3 separate regions of the Mus musculus genome follow, and regions 1 and 2 are each linked to region 3. The links are chromatin contacts, found by Hi-C or POLR2A ChIA-PET in ENCODE. All regions are on one chromosome and are shown on one strand. Each heading gives the region's core, a stretch centred on a gene start or an enhancer-like site at or near the end of the contact. The rest is flanking DNA. Distances are from core to core; before and after follow the strand shown. Region 1 holds the start of Rap1gds1 (RAP1, GTP-GDP dissociation stimulator 1). Region 2 holds the start of H2az1 (H2A.Z variant histone 1). Region 3 holds the start of Metap1 (methionyl aminopeptidase 1).

The links. A loop is a pair of places that touch in the nucleus more often than their neighbours do. ChIA-PET counts read pairs that join two places held with the same protein, here RNA polymerase II (POLR2A).
Region 1: a loop to region 3 is called in a map of heart, with 10 times the contacts of the local background. The contact joins the promoter of Rap1gds1 here to the promoter of Metap1 in region 3. A Hi-C loop is called at or near these places in 6 of 37 maps with a recorded cell type or tissue (heart and left cerebral cortex). POLR2A ChIA-PET finds 5 or more read pairs at or near these places in 1 of 5 experiments (embryonic stem cell).
Region 2: POLR2A ChIA-PET joins it to region 3 with 10 read pairs in embryonic stem cell. The contact joins the promoter of H2az1 here to the promoter of Metap1 in region 3. POLR2A ChIA-PET finds 5 or more read pairs at or near these places in 2 of 5 experiments (Patski and embryonic stem cell).

What each region holds. Positions count from the first base shown.
Region 1 is chr3:139,072,754-139,077,676 of GRCm38, reverse strand. It overlaps Rap1gds1 (RAP1, GTP-GDP dissociation stimulator 1), which reads left to right and starts at 2,476. Exons shown (of 15, transcript NM_001040690.2): 1 at 2,476-2,641. The coding sequence starts at 2,638.
Region 2 is chr3:137,861,860-137,866,643 of GRCm38, reverse strand. H2az1 (H2A.Z variant histone 1) reads right to left here and starts at 2,157. Exons shown (of 5, transcript NM_016750.3): 1 at 1,948-2,157; 2 at 1,434-1,511; 3 at 1,011-1,124; 4 at 504-633; 5 at 1-258. The coding sequence starts at 1,950. The coding sequence ends at 197. It overlaps Gm43403 (predicted gene 43403), which reads left to right and starts at 2,318. Exons shown (of 2, transcript NR_169184.1): 1 at 2,318-2,679; 2 at 2,807-2,957.
Region 3 is chr3:138,487,706-138,492,099 of GRCm38, reverse strand. It overlaps Metap1 (methionyl aminopeptidase 1), which reads left to right and starts at 2,718. Exons shown (of 11, transcript NM_175224.4): 1 at 2,718-2,842. The coding sequence starts at 2,729. It overlaps Gm32553 (a long non-coding RNA gene), which reads left to right and starts at 4,039. Exons shown (of 2, transcript XR_001784010.2): 1 at 4,039-4,394.

The sequences.
Region 1 (4,923 bases), core at 1,227-3,726, 590 kb before region 3:
TTATTACTGTTACAAATCATAAATTAAATACCTGTGTTTTCTGATGGTCTTAGGTGACCCCTGTTACAGGGTCATTTGACAACCCCCCCTCCCCCCACCAAGGGCCATGACCCATAGGTTGAGAATAACTGTTTTAGACAAAAATATTTTAAAAATCATTATATTCCTATAAAAGGAGAAGAAAGAATTGTGTATGTTGGCACATTCCTTAATCCTATCATTGGAGAGGCCACAGGAGAACTGATATGTTTGTGAGATCATTTGGGCTACACAGTGAGTAGGCCAGCCAGGACTATATATAGCAAGACCACACTTCAAAAACAAAACAAAACAAAACAAAACAAAACAACCCAAGAGGCATTACATCATTCCTTAAATGAGCCACTTCTAGGTATAGTCCAAAAGAGTCTCACTATAGTTATGTCAATGTATTGGAGTTCAACATGATCATCATGATTGCCCTGCACTGTGCCTTTAATTGGTGAGAAAGTCGAAGGGGTGGCTTGTGGATGCAAGAGGAGCACAAATGATGCTTAAACTAATGCCAGGTGGGAGGACAAAAACCCAGCTGCCTTTCCAATTTCAATGCATACATGCAAATGAAAGCTAGACATACCCTGAAATTATTGTGATATGTAATTAGCAAAGGAAGTAACAGGAAACTTAAAGCAACTTGAAACAGAGAATGTAGAAGACATTTGTGAAAATTAAGGAAAGAGAGAGAGAGAGATCAACCATGTGAAGCAATAGAAAGACCTAGCATGGTCTTTTGCAAACATTTGGGAAAAAGAAGCAGAACAAGGCACGTGCATGTTTGTAGACTTGGGGGGGGGGGTGGTCTTACTGACTGAACTGTGCCCAGCCATCGAGCAGAAATCCCTAAGACATCGGAATGTGACCTTGTTCAGAAATCAGGTCATTGCAGACACCAGAGTCAAGATTGGGAGTGGCCTTCCCGATCTTCATGACCAGTGTCCTTATAAATAAGGGAAAACTGGACACATAAGCACGTAGGGAAAATATGTGAAAGCTAGAGTCATATTGCTACAAGGCAAGGAAGAGGTACCCTCAGAAGATGTGTGGTCCTGCCCTGGTTTGTCTTCTGGGCCCCAGATGCTCAGTAATTTTGTTTGAACCCTGTGTATAGAGATTATTACAACAATCCTAACAGCCTTCTGCAAGATGAATTATAGGCAAACAGGAAGAGTAGTTTTCTTCCAAGAACGGGTGTTTAACATCTGTATCAGTCTATGCCTGAGCTGCTGTAAATAGATCACACCTGTCTTTAATTATGTTGCATTTTTATTTCAGAAAAAATCACATAAAATCCCAGTACCTAACATATCGAGATGCTCTTGTGATCTGTGCCTGTAATATTAGCGACTGGTCTGTGAGAGTCACAGATGAAGAAACAGCCCCTTCTGGCAGCAAGAGTTGCAGCTCCTCTTCCTACAGATCGCCACAGGCCTGGGATAAAGTCCAGGCAGGCAGGGGTCAGGACACGTGCAGGTCTCCTACTGTCTCTTCTTCTTCCTTCTCCCCCTCCTTCTTTTATTTTACGTTATTATTATTATTTATTTTTTTGGTTTTTCACAGGCGGATTTCTGAGTTCCAGGCCAGCTGGTCTACAAAGTGAGTTCCAGGACTGCCAGGGCTACACAGAGAAATCCTACTGCCTCTTCTTGGTGCAGAGCCCAGTCTGGGACCCCGAGCCCCGCGAGAGCATGTGGGAGCATTTCGGTCACAGTCCCCGGGCGGCTCGTCATCCACCGAGTTACCCCCGCCCGTAGGTGGACTTTCAGTGTTTCTGATCTCAGCACGTCTTTCCTCCCTGGCACAGCCGGAGTGCGGCGGACACAGCCTGTAGGGTCCCGCCCGACGGGTTAAAGGGCTTTAGGCACTGGCTCGCCGAGGGTGACCTTGCGACCGCTCTCCGCTGGACCGGCTTTCCCGCCAGCCCCGCAGGACAGCCTGATGCGCCCTGGGGACGCGCCCGCGGACATCTACGTCCTCCTGCTCCGCCACCCCGCACATGCTCGCCTGGGGCGTGCGCTGCCAGGCACGCTCCGGGCTGAGACTTCCTCCCGGGAGGCTCCGTCCCAGCAGCCCGGAGATCTGAGCCCTGCTTCCGCCCCTCGAGCAACAGCCACCGAGCTGTACCGCTCCGGTCTGTAGACGCACAGCCCCCGGCGGGCTAAGCCTCGCCGGCCGTGGGCAGGAGGCAGCACTGGCCGCACTGAGCATGCTCGGCGGAGAGGGCGGGGCGCTCGGCGGAGAGGGCGGGGCGCTCGGCCGCGCGTCGGGAGGGCGCTCCTCAGGACGGCTCGGCGCCTCCGCGCCAGCCCGCCCGCCCGCCCGCCCGCACGTTCGCTCGCTCGCTCGCTCGCAGCCGCGCCCGCCGCAGGCTGCGCCCGGCCGCCCCGCCCCGCCCCGCCCCGCCCCCCGCCGCTCGTCCCCGCCGCGGCCGCGCCGCCCGCAGCCGCAGCCGCTGCTCCTCCCCGGCGGCCGCCCCCCGCGGGTCCCTCCCTGGCTGCGGGAGACGCGGAGGTAGAGGGAGGACGCCGCCGCCGCTGAGCCGCGCCGCCCGCACCCGAACCCTTCGCCTCGCCCTGCCGGTCCTCACTCTGTGGGAGGAACATGGGTGAGTCCTGCCGGCCGTCATCGCCTGACATTTTCTTTTCTCCCCCTCGGCGTGCTGCAGGGTGGCAGTGCATCTCTCCTGCAAACTTGCCGGGGTCCCCGGGTCCGCGAGGTGCGGGGCGGCGGCCCTCCCAGGGGGAAGGCGGGCGCACGAGGGCGGCCGGGCCGGCGGGGTCGCGCACGGGGTGGGGTCGGCGGCGGGCTCCGCGCTCGCCTCCCCTCCTCCACGCTTCCTGCCGGCACCGGGCCGCGCGGGGCGTCCCCGGGGCTGGGAGGCCGCGGTGCTGCAGGCTCGGTCCCACGGCGAGCCCGACCACTTGGCGGAACTTCCTTCCCGTGGGCGCGATCGCTCCCTCCCCGGCCTGCCGACGGCCGGCGCCGGTGCGGGGAGAGCCGGCAAGTAGTTTGGGAGGGCGATGGCCAGCCGAGTGCCGAGCGGACAGTCTCCAAGGTGGAGGTGGCGACTCGCCCGCCGCCGCCGTGGGCAGCGCGAGGCTGGCGGGAGCCGCTAGCTGTTGAATTAGTGTTGGGAGACTACGGCGTGCACAGTTCCGGTCCTCAAGCGGTTTTCTGGATTTCTCCTGTAGCTGGAAACTGTGCCCTGTAACACATTGTTAAGGAATTTACATGCTGCCTGTTCTGCCCCAGCTGCCCCTGCCTAAATCTGTATAATCTGATTCTAGTTCCATTGTACTTATAGTTAATCCTAAAAGAATGGATACTTCAATGCAAATGTTTTATAAAACTGTTTATGTTTGAACGTGAGATTCTCCTCAGATATTGCCTACCTGTGCATAATTACAAAAGCACCGGATACAAATCTCTTCTGTAATTAAGGGCGAAAAGTTTCCTTTGATAGTAACAACTTAGATCATCTGTCCAGTACACGTTCCCCAGTTTGCTTCTATTCCATAATTTGCGTCTATCGTAATTTCCCCTTTTAAAAACTGGCTTCTTCGGCGTCCCTCCACACGGACTTTGCCCACTCCTTCTGGGCAAGTTATTTATGAGTGTGGTCCTTTCATCTGTCAACACAGTGCTCAATGCTTAGAGTTAGATCATGGCAATACAGAACCCTCCAGGAAGTATCAGAATCCTAGAAATGATGTGGTAGCCTTTCCCGGAAGACCAAATACTCTTAGCTTTGAGTCAGATCTTTGTCATTTAGTAGGAAGAGGACCGTTGGGGGAGAAGGAGGTGGTTTTAATGAAACAAAGCAGAACAAAACACCCATGCCCCTGAATTTTATTTTCACTTGTTTGTCTTCCAAGTGAGTATCACTGACAGTCGGAACATTTCTATAAAAAAAAAAAAAAAAATCGGTATCCCATTTGTTCGTCCCTTTATAGAATTTTAAAAGAATACTAATCCAGATTACAGATTAAAATCTGCGTGTTGGAAAGTTTTTAATTACACTTACAGGTTTGGTGTAGAAACAAGTCTCAGTTTTTTAAAGGTGAGATTTAGTTAAAGCTCATTTTAACTAAACGTTCAAAATGTTGAATCGGTATTTTTCCCCCAGTGGGGGTGGATATCCAAGGTCTGTTGTTGCAAATTAGGGAATAAAAATACCTAAAACAGATTAAGTTACTTAATAATCTTGCAAATCTTGAATGCTGATGGGTGATTTAAAAGGGGGGGGGGAGAGTCAAATACAAACCCACTTTATTTTGAAGCTTCTCAGAAACTCTTGTTTATGTTCCCTCCTGTTAGCACTTGGGGTACCTTGTTAGAAGTTTTGTTGTTTTGTTTAAATAGCACCCACATAATGTCTAATGGAGTTATTTGCATATCTAGTTGTTTTGAGCATTTAACTTTATGTTCAAGAAGATGACATTTTATGTCTTAAGTTTTGTGTCTTTTGTGAGAGTTTTCACATAGTAGGTGTTCAATAAAATTTGGCCAAATTATTCTTTACACTGGCATGTACTTTCTGCTCTTGAACTTGAAACGTAGGCCCTAAACGTTGGCGTGAATTGGTAGACATGGAAGTATAGAAAATGTCTTGCTGTAAGGCCTTTCACTAAACACTGGTTACATTATTGCAGGGTGTGGGTTTTGAAGGCAACCTTAGGTATATAGTTTCCTTCTATAATGCTGTTTGCAGTGATTAAGATGTCTTTGTATGATCGAGAGGTATATACAATAATAAAACATTAAAACCTTGGAAGATAATTTTATATCTGAGCCACAGAAGTTAAGACAACTCCTAAGATATACTAATTAATGGTGGGGGAAGGGATTATTTTTTAACTGTCTTTTAAAGAAATCAATAAGGTGCAT
Region 2 (4,784 bases), core at 908-3,407, 620 kb after region 3:
ACACTTAAATATGGTTAAGACTCGAATGCAGAAATTTGGTTGGTTGGAAGGCTAATTAAGCCTCCAACTTGCTCAAATAGAATTACAAAAAGGCAAAATTGTGTTTTTCACAGAGATACAGTCCACTGGAATCACCAACACTGGACAGCTGTTAGGAATATTTAGAGTCCTGAGATAATAAGGAATCCAGGCATCCTTAAACAGTCTTCTGTTGTCCTTTCTTCCCGATCAGCGATTTGTGGATGTGTGGGATGACACCTAGGAGAGGGACACAGATTAAGTCTACCTTCTGGATAAACATTTAAAAAAACAATACATGAACTCAAAGCAGGTAAAATTCATATACAAAGTGAAAACTTGAGGGATGAACAATGATCTTAGCAAAAACTAAGTGGAAAGCCAAACCCCATGAAAGCACCCTGTACTGAAATCTCTTCTAGAAACAATGGGAGTGTAGGAATTTTCTTCTTAAATAGAATGTTAGGAGTTTAGGGATGACATACCACCACCAGCAATGGTAGCTTTGATCAGAGAATCCAATTCTTCATCTCCACGTATAGCAAGCTGCAAGTGACGAGGGGTGATACGCTTTACCTTTAAGTCTTTTGACGCATTTCCTGCCAACTCAAGTACCTAAAAGGCAAAAAATAAATAAAAATCTGATGATCAATATTCCAACTTACTTTCAATCAAGATCTTTGAACCTCAATGGTGTTATTTACCAACTGTTGTCATTCCCTACTACCTGAATGATAAAATTATGCAGAATTATGCAAAAAAAAAAAAAAAACCACCCAAAAAACCCCGAAGGGGCACGCAATTGCATTTGCAGGAGCAGCACACTCTGGCCCAGCAGCCTCCTCGGCTGAACGCGAGCTCCCTCTAGCGCTCCCTCGGTCTGCGCGCCGCTCTTAGGGCCTGCGAGTTTTCTTGCATCACTTTCCTCCTCTCTCGCCACTTTCCCCCGCCCCCCCAGAGCTTTTCCAGATCACAGGCGTACTCCCGCTTACCTCTGCGGTGAGGTACTCCAGGATGGCTGCGCTGTACACAGCGGCGGTCGCGCCCACACGTCCGTGGCTGGTTGTCCTAGATTTCAGGTGTCGATGAATACGGCCCACAGGGAACTTGATTTTTATGCACACAAACAAACGAACAAACAAGAAAAAAAATGCACAAAGATAGGAAATTCGTTAAGATAAGATGTGCGCGCCAAAGCCAAGGACGGTGGTGGTGCACCAACGCGCCCCGCCAGTTAACACACATGTGATCCGACGCCCCCCCTCCCCAAACCCCAGTATTCACTGTCTCCGCAGGGCCAAGTCGCGACACATCACTCATGCTAAGATGGAACACCCATGGAGGGTGCAGACAAACAAGCAAGGGGGGTGCAAACATAAAGGCCCGGTCACCCGACTGCGGCAGTTGCTACCCACCTGCAAGCCGGCTCGCTGCGAGCGGGAAACCGCCTTTGTCTTGGCCTTTCCGGAGTCCTTTCCAGCCTTACCGCCAGCCTGCGGCGCCGCCGACGCCCGCGAGCCCGGGAGGGACGGAGAAGATAGAATTACCAAGGCGGCGCGCCCCTCCCCCACCACAGCGCGTCCTGGAGGCGAGCGAGCGCGCGCTCGGCCGCCCGCCGCCCGCCCCGCCGGGGACCCCGGGCCGCCGCTCGCCCCCCGCCCGCCCTTCTCCCCCGCCGACCCCTGCCGCGAGCCCGCCGCGGCTGCGCGCCCCCGCGCCGGCTCCCAGCCGCGCCGTGCGCGCCCCCCCAACCGTCGCCTCCCGCCTGGAGCTCCGGGGCTCCGAAAACACCTCCCCTCCGCTCGTCCCGACCCCGTCCCCGCACGCTCCCACTCGCCGCCGCCGCCGCCTCTCCCAGCCCCGGGGACGGCGGCCCCGCCCGCTCGGAGCCTGCAGCCCGCGGCCGCCCGCCGTCACTCTTCACGTTACCATCTCGGACCGTGCTGAAGCTCCGACGAGCGAGGAAGAGACGAGGCCAGGCGGACGCTCAGCGAGATCCCAGCGCCCACTCCTCCGTCGGACCGCGATTCAAACTGCGCCGTCTCCCGCCTTCCTCGCGCCCTTTATACTGCAGAATGTTCCCTCATCCGGGAACTCGGCCGGTTCGGCCCACCAATGGTTGCCTCCCGCCCTCGGGACGCGTCCTTGAGGCTCCAGCCAATGGGAGAACGCACAGCGGAGTGGCGGGGCGGGCGCTCGGGAGCTCGAGCGATGATTGGCGCGTGGGGGATGAGTTAGGGGGGGAGGAGATGCGGCGGGACGAGGACCGGGAGAAGAAGGGGCGCCGCGGCGGGAGGGCAGCAACAGAGCGCTGCGCCACCGAGCGAGTGGACGGTGGTGTCACGTGCCTGGAGGGAGGAGCTGGAAGGCTGGGGAGGAGCGCGCGCTGGCGTCCTCCCCGCTGCAGCCTCCCCCCCTCCACTCCCCCGCGGTGCTCCGGAGACCACGTGAGCTTCCCTCCCGGTCTAGCCTGGCCCCCTCGCTGACAACCGGCGCCTCTCGGTTGCCCTCTGGCCTGGCCTTTCGTGTCCGCAGATCTCGGTTTCCTTCAGAGTCCTGCCTTCTGACAGGTGGCTCGAAGGCGTCCGGCAAGAAGAGCTCAGCTCGGCCTCTACTTGGTGAACCACTTCCCTGATAAAAGTGTCACCTACCCCACCCCCGGTAGTTTTTTCATCTTCCTCCACTTCTGTCCTCACCTCTTGTTACCCCTCACCCCCCTCATCCTGTCTCATAACAACAGTGGAGCCAAGTTACCGTGGGGATAACAAGTAATTTTGTCTACACACAGGAAGCTTGGGATGAAGCGGTTTTTTATAATGAAGTCACCGGCCATATTTTTGCGAAGACTTCGCATCAATGGGATGCACCTATAGCCTAGTGTCTAAAGTTGATTTGTTGAAACATTAAAGCTATTATGTGTCAGCTTTCCTACACTAAAACATTTTGCCACATGACAAATGTTGGTAAATGTCAGTGGGGTAACTGTAACATGATTCACAAGCAGTTACAGATGGTTCATGTAATCAGTTACAAATGCTGGGCTTAAAAAAAAAAATAGACTTGTACACACGGTACTGTCCTGATGCCAGCCACTTAGACGTGCAGTTAGTAGATCTACAGCACCTGCATTTATCACTCGCTGCTTGGAGACCATAATTATCTGAGTCTTGCGAATTTCGCATTTATATTAATACGTAGCACTTTTCAATTAAACATGATTGTGTGGCCATGTGGGTGGGCGCGGGTGCTCACCTCATTACTATAGTTGTGGAAATCGGATGACAACTTGAGTGAGTGCTCTCTTTCCAGGGTTCCAGAGATAAACTCAGGTATCAGGTAGTCAACTCTCACACAGCTAGCACCCGTCGAGTTATATCACCGGTTTATACTTTTTACATAATTGAATAGTAATATGAAGAGAATATTGAAGCGTAAACTCCACATTATTAGTACTTAAGTTTGGGAGATTTTATGAAATTAGAGGAACTCTCTGATACCAGGACATTAATGCTAGAGGAGAGACTCCAAACAATATTGATTCCGAGGCTTATTGGAACTAAGGAATTGTAATGATGTCATCACATGCCGAAAACAACTGAGGCTCCTGACATCCCAGCACCTAGAAGGCTGCATCAGAAGAGTCATAAGCAGAATGCTAGTCAACTCTACAACGATGGCATTTCAGACACCTAAGGACTGGCCTGCTGTGATGGTGGCAACCTACATCCTTAATACCAGCCCTTGAGAGGCAGAGGCAGGCAGATCTTTGTGACTTCAAGGCCCACACGGTCTACACAGTGAGTTCCAAGCCATCTACAGCTACAGACTGAGGCCCTGTCTTCAAAAAAAAAAACCAAGTATAAAGCCAAGCCCAGTAGGCTATCCCTGGCTTCTGATGGGATTTCTTGATATTTACCTCATAACATACGTCCATTCTCTAGAGAATTCTGTGTGAGCTTTTTCCCATGGAATCCAACTAAAAGGTTGACTTTTCTTCACTGAAGAGTGGTAGCAAGAATAAACTAGCAAGTACATGTGAGTTCTGTGGCGCCTCCTCACTGTAATCTTAGTTCTCAACCCTTTCTGCTTGTGCCTTTTAAAATGTTTTTTATTCTTATTTTTGAAACATGATCTTAATTCTGTAGCCCAGGCTAGCCTGGGATTTTCTATATAGATAACGTTGAGCTCAAACTTGTGATTCTCCTGCCTCTGCATTGTATATGCTGAGCTTATAGGTGCACACTACCATGCTTTTCAGAAAGGTTAGTAACCTTTGAAAGCTCAAGCCCCACCCCACCTTTTTCACATAGCCCTTAAAGGATTTAGGAAAACCTTATGCAGATTACATGGTAACATGTGCTTGACAATCAGCATATACTCAACAAACAACTATCCTATAAGGAGAATAAGGAAAGTGTGGTGATTTGAGAGAAAATAGCCCTATAGGCTCATAATATTTGAATGTTTGGGCCTTAGTAGAACTGATTGGGAAGGACTGGTAGGTGTGGCCTTGTTGGAGGAAGCATGCAACAGGAGATCACTTTAAGGTTTAAAACTGTTAAGCCAGGCTCAATCTCGCCTGTGTGTGCCTGTAGACTGTAGATCAGGATATAAGCTTTTTTTTTTTTTTTTTTTTTTTTTTTTTTTTTTTTGAGACAGGGTTTCTCTGTATAGCCCTGGCTGTCCTGGAGCTCACTCTGTAGACCAGGCTGTCCTCGAACTTGGAAATCCACCTGCCTCTGCCTCCCAAGTGCTGGGATTAAAGG
Region 3 (4,394 bases), core at 1,469-3,968:
GTTCTTTAGGGCCAGTAAGATGGCTCAGCTGGTAAAGGCACTTGATGCCAGGTCAGCCTGTGTGTATTCCATCATTGGGAGTCACATGGTAAAAGGAGAGAAACAACCCTCCAACATGTCCCCCGACCTCCAAATGCCTGCCACAGTGTGGGTCAACACAACATACACATACTATTCTTTTTCATATGTAGAATAATTTTTAAAGGATATTTAAAATATATTTTAATTCATGTGTATGTATCTGTGTGAGTATCTGTGTGTGTACAGATGACCATGGGCAGCAGAAGAGGGAGAAGGACCCCCAGGGGCTACAGTCACAGTGGTTGTGAGCTACCTGACACAGGTGCTGAGAACTGAACTCAGGTCCTCTGCAAGAGCAGGAAGCTCTCTTAAGTGCTGAGCCATCTCTCCAGCCCCTAGAAAAATTTAACATAATACCTTTTATTAAAGATAAGAGCAAATTTGCTCTATTGAGACATGTGTGCTTGTTTATTCTACATAAAGAAATCTAGAACTGGGTGTAGTAGCTCTTGCCTTTAATCCCAGCACTCAGGAGGCAGAAGTGGATCTCTGTGAGTTGGAGGCCAACCTGGTCTACAGAGCAAGTTACAGGACAGCCAGGACCAGGACTACAGAGAGGAAACCCTGTCTAGAAAAACCAAAGAACAACAATGGGGGGGGGGGAGAGAGAGAGAGAGAGAGAGAGAAGAGAGTGGGGGAGAGGGAAGGAAGCTTGGTAGAATATTTGACACTATAGGTCATAAAGTATCTTTAGTTTTTCATAGTTGATTAGTATCTTTTTTTTTTTTTTTTTGGTTTTTCGAGACAGGGTTCCTCTGTGTAGCCCTGACTGTCCTGGAACTCACTCTGTAGACCAGGCTGGCCTCAAACTCAGAGATCCGCCTGCCTCTGCCTCCTGAGTGCTGGGATTAAAGGCGTGTGCCACCACGCCCGGTTTGATTAGTATCTTGATTTATAGTTGTCAATGTTGAGAACGCTGTTTCTCATGGTTCAAATAGCAGAAGTCTCTTTTTGTCTGTTTAAAAAATTGTTGGAAATTCTGTTCAATCCAAACCAAAGACCACTTAATAACTTTTTCAAAATGAAATTAAAGTCAGTAACTCAAAACAGCAATGCCTGGACGCAAATATTCAATTCTCTATGCAGAGTTCTAGCCACTATAGGATTGCTGCTATTGAGGCTAACTCAATCCAAAGACAACCTGATTGGATACATAATGAAGAATGACAGAAGAATACTAGATGTCTCTGTCTTCTGTAAAGAAACCAGGATGTGTTTGTCACTGCCTATGTGACAGCACCCGCAATACAGAGTGTACGTGCAGTGGATGCAGGATCAGACTGCAGAGAAGTCCAATGCACATGCTGAGTGTTGCGTTTAATTCTGAAATAACTTTTGGTTGTTAGGCTGTCAAAAACTGCTTACTATTGCCAAAAATTTTGTTACTCCATATTTAGAAGTTGAGAGCCACAGTTTAGGAAGCTGGGATTTATACAGTTAGATGTCATATACAAACATATACACATATGCAGTCACTAATTTTCTTAAATGTATACATTTTTATTAAAAGTTTACAGTGGTTGGTTATACAGGAAAAGTTATTCAAGAAAACATGAGCTTTTCTGGTGTATTAAGGTGGAAAAGATTTTTTTAAAAGTCACAGCATTCCTCTAGCAACAAACAAACAAAAAAAAAAAATAGAAAACGGCAGTTGTTGTCTACTGATTATGTGTTTGAAAGATTTAGGCTACCGGGTTGTATCTGATAAACTCTAGAGCCTTTTAATTCTCGCATTTCTTTTCTTTTCTCTTTTGGTTTGTTTTCTGAGACAGGGTTTCTATGGGTAACCCTGGCTATCCAAGAACTTACTCTGTAGACCAGGCTGGCCTCCAACTCAGAGAGATCTGCCTGCCTCTAGATCTGAGTGCTAGGTTTAAAGTTTGGCATGCGCTACCACTACCCGGCTAACCCCCCTCAATTCTTGATTGGTGGAATTCGCTCAAACTATAAAATCAGATAATATATATATATTTTAAATCATCGATATTGAACTATCTGGCAGCTACTAGCGCTATGTATTTCAATAGCGGGGTGTGGAAAGACATGAGGAAGAGCGTATTTCAGTCCCATCTCGGTCCATTGATATTTTTTTAAGAATGAGCGTAATTTTTTCTTTCTTTTTTATTTTGAGGAGAACACTGGCAGAGAGAAGCGGAACTCAGAAAAGGGAATTAGTCCCCAAGAAGCTCCCGGCGAACCAAACTGAGGAATCCACGCCCTTCCCAACCACCTGCGAGTGAATGAAACACCGAAGGCTCAAGAATTTCACGCTCGGGGTCCCAACGTCATGGGGTGTAGGATCTCCGCTGACCCCACGTGGCGTCGCCGCCACCGCAAGCCTTGGGGCGGGGCAGGGGAGGCGGCGTAAAGGCTGCCGGGCGGGTCGCCACTACGCGTGCGCGGAGAGGGCGTGGCTGTCAGGGCGGGGGGTCGGCCGAACCGGAGGGAGGGGCGGGGCAGCAGGTGAGCGCGCGCTAAGGGGCGGGGCCCTGGCCGCGCGTGCGCGGAGGGGGGCGGGGGCGCGCTGCGTAGGGGCGGGCCCTGGTCCTCCCGGTCCGGCGCCTAGGCCTGCCATCGGAGCTCCTCCCCGGCTGGGTCCCTCTCCCCGCCCTGTGGCGGTTCCTCCCTCCTCCGGCAGCCAGGCAGCATGGCGGCGGTGGAGACGCGGGTGTGCGAGACGGACGGCTGCAGCAGCGAGGCCAAGCTCCAGTGTCCCACCTGCATCAAGCTGGGCATCCAGGGCTCGTACTTCTGCTCGCAGGTAGCCGCCCACCCCGCGCCCCTCCGGTCCTCCGCCTCTGGGCCTTGTCGCCTCCCGCTCGGGCCTCCGAGCGGCCCGGGCCTCGGGAGCCGGGAGCCCGGCCGCCGGCGCTCTCGGGGGCGGAAGCTGACCTGCGGCGGGTTCGGGCCAGGCCTCCGCGGTCCCGTGGGCGGCCAGGTGTGTGCGCAGGTAGGGACGCGCGGGAGCCGGTAGCCCAAGACCTCCGCCGAGCCGGGGTCGGGTCTGGACGCCGCTGGCCGCGCTCCCGGGGCTTCTCTCCGGTGTCTCTGCAATCCCGGACGGAGACGGAAGCGACCTGCCGGGGCCTGGGGGTGGCTGCAGTCTCCCGTAGAGGAGAGCTGTTTCAGTCTCACTTCTTTTGTGTTTTACTACCGCGCTTTGACATTTAAGTAACTTTGAGTGTAGGCGTGGAGAGAGGTCGGTGTAATTCATTCTTTTCCGTTGGCATCTCAGATTATTAATTTGAGAACCGGTAAGGTAAAGAGATGAGTCACTTCTGTTACTGAAGTTCCTGGAGTAGAAAGGACAGTCCCGCAGGGGTTGTGCTTCAAGGCTCCGACGTAGTTTTTGTGCAACTGAGCAAACCTAGCACTGAGTGGGGCCCTGACAGAAGTGTGTATTTATTGAACAGTATTTGTGTCCCATCGCGTTTCTAGACTCAGAATAATGGCAAGGCAAGTAGTAGATGGTTATTAGGCTCTTAGTTACAATTTGTTGAGGAGAAGAATATAAGTACGTTGGTAATAAACTGACAGGTTCCTGGGAGAGGGGAGTTAATAGGCCAAAGACCTTGGCATGCTAGTTTTTCTGAGAGCTTGAGTAAGTGAAATTACTTAAGTTCCCCAGTTTCAGTGTTACTCTATACAGAGAGAATGAGGGTACCTTTCATTCTGTATTGTACAAGATTGTGCTGACAATGAAATTAAGGAAGACCCTGTAGCCCTATCATTTAGAGACGTTTTGTTTTTTAAAGGATTCCACTACAATTTAATGCTGGTATCTAGATAAAGTTGAAGAAGAATAATTATGTCACCAGTGGTAAGTGATACATGCCTTTAATCGCAGCACTTGGGAGTCAGGCAGGCAAATCTGTCAGTTCTAGGTCAGCCTGGTGTACAAGCAAGTTCCAGGACGGCCAGGGTTCTGGGGTGGGGGCGGGGGTGGGGTGGGGGGAAGAATAGTTATATGAAAATAGCAAAACCAACTATTTTCTAAGATAAAATAGATGGAAAGATAAAATAAGATGAAGCCAATGATTAAAAGCCTTAGCAATTGTAGTAAACCATTGCAAGAGTCCTTCACTATTGTATGATCTTGCCTTTAGAGAGTATATGACCCTTGACCTTGCTGACATCACTTTCCAAGCTTTGCACTTGGAGGAGAGAGACCTGAAAATAGCCTTGGAGCTATTAACCTGGTGCAGGGCCTCTTGTGGCTTTAATGTTTTCCAGTTTAACTTAGTGAGTTCTGTGTGGAATCTGGATTTAAAACAAAAATTTGCTATGAAAATTGTGTGCCATCTGACTAGATC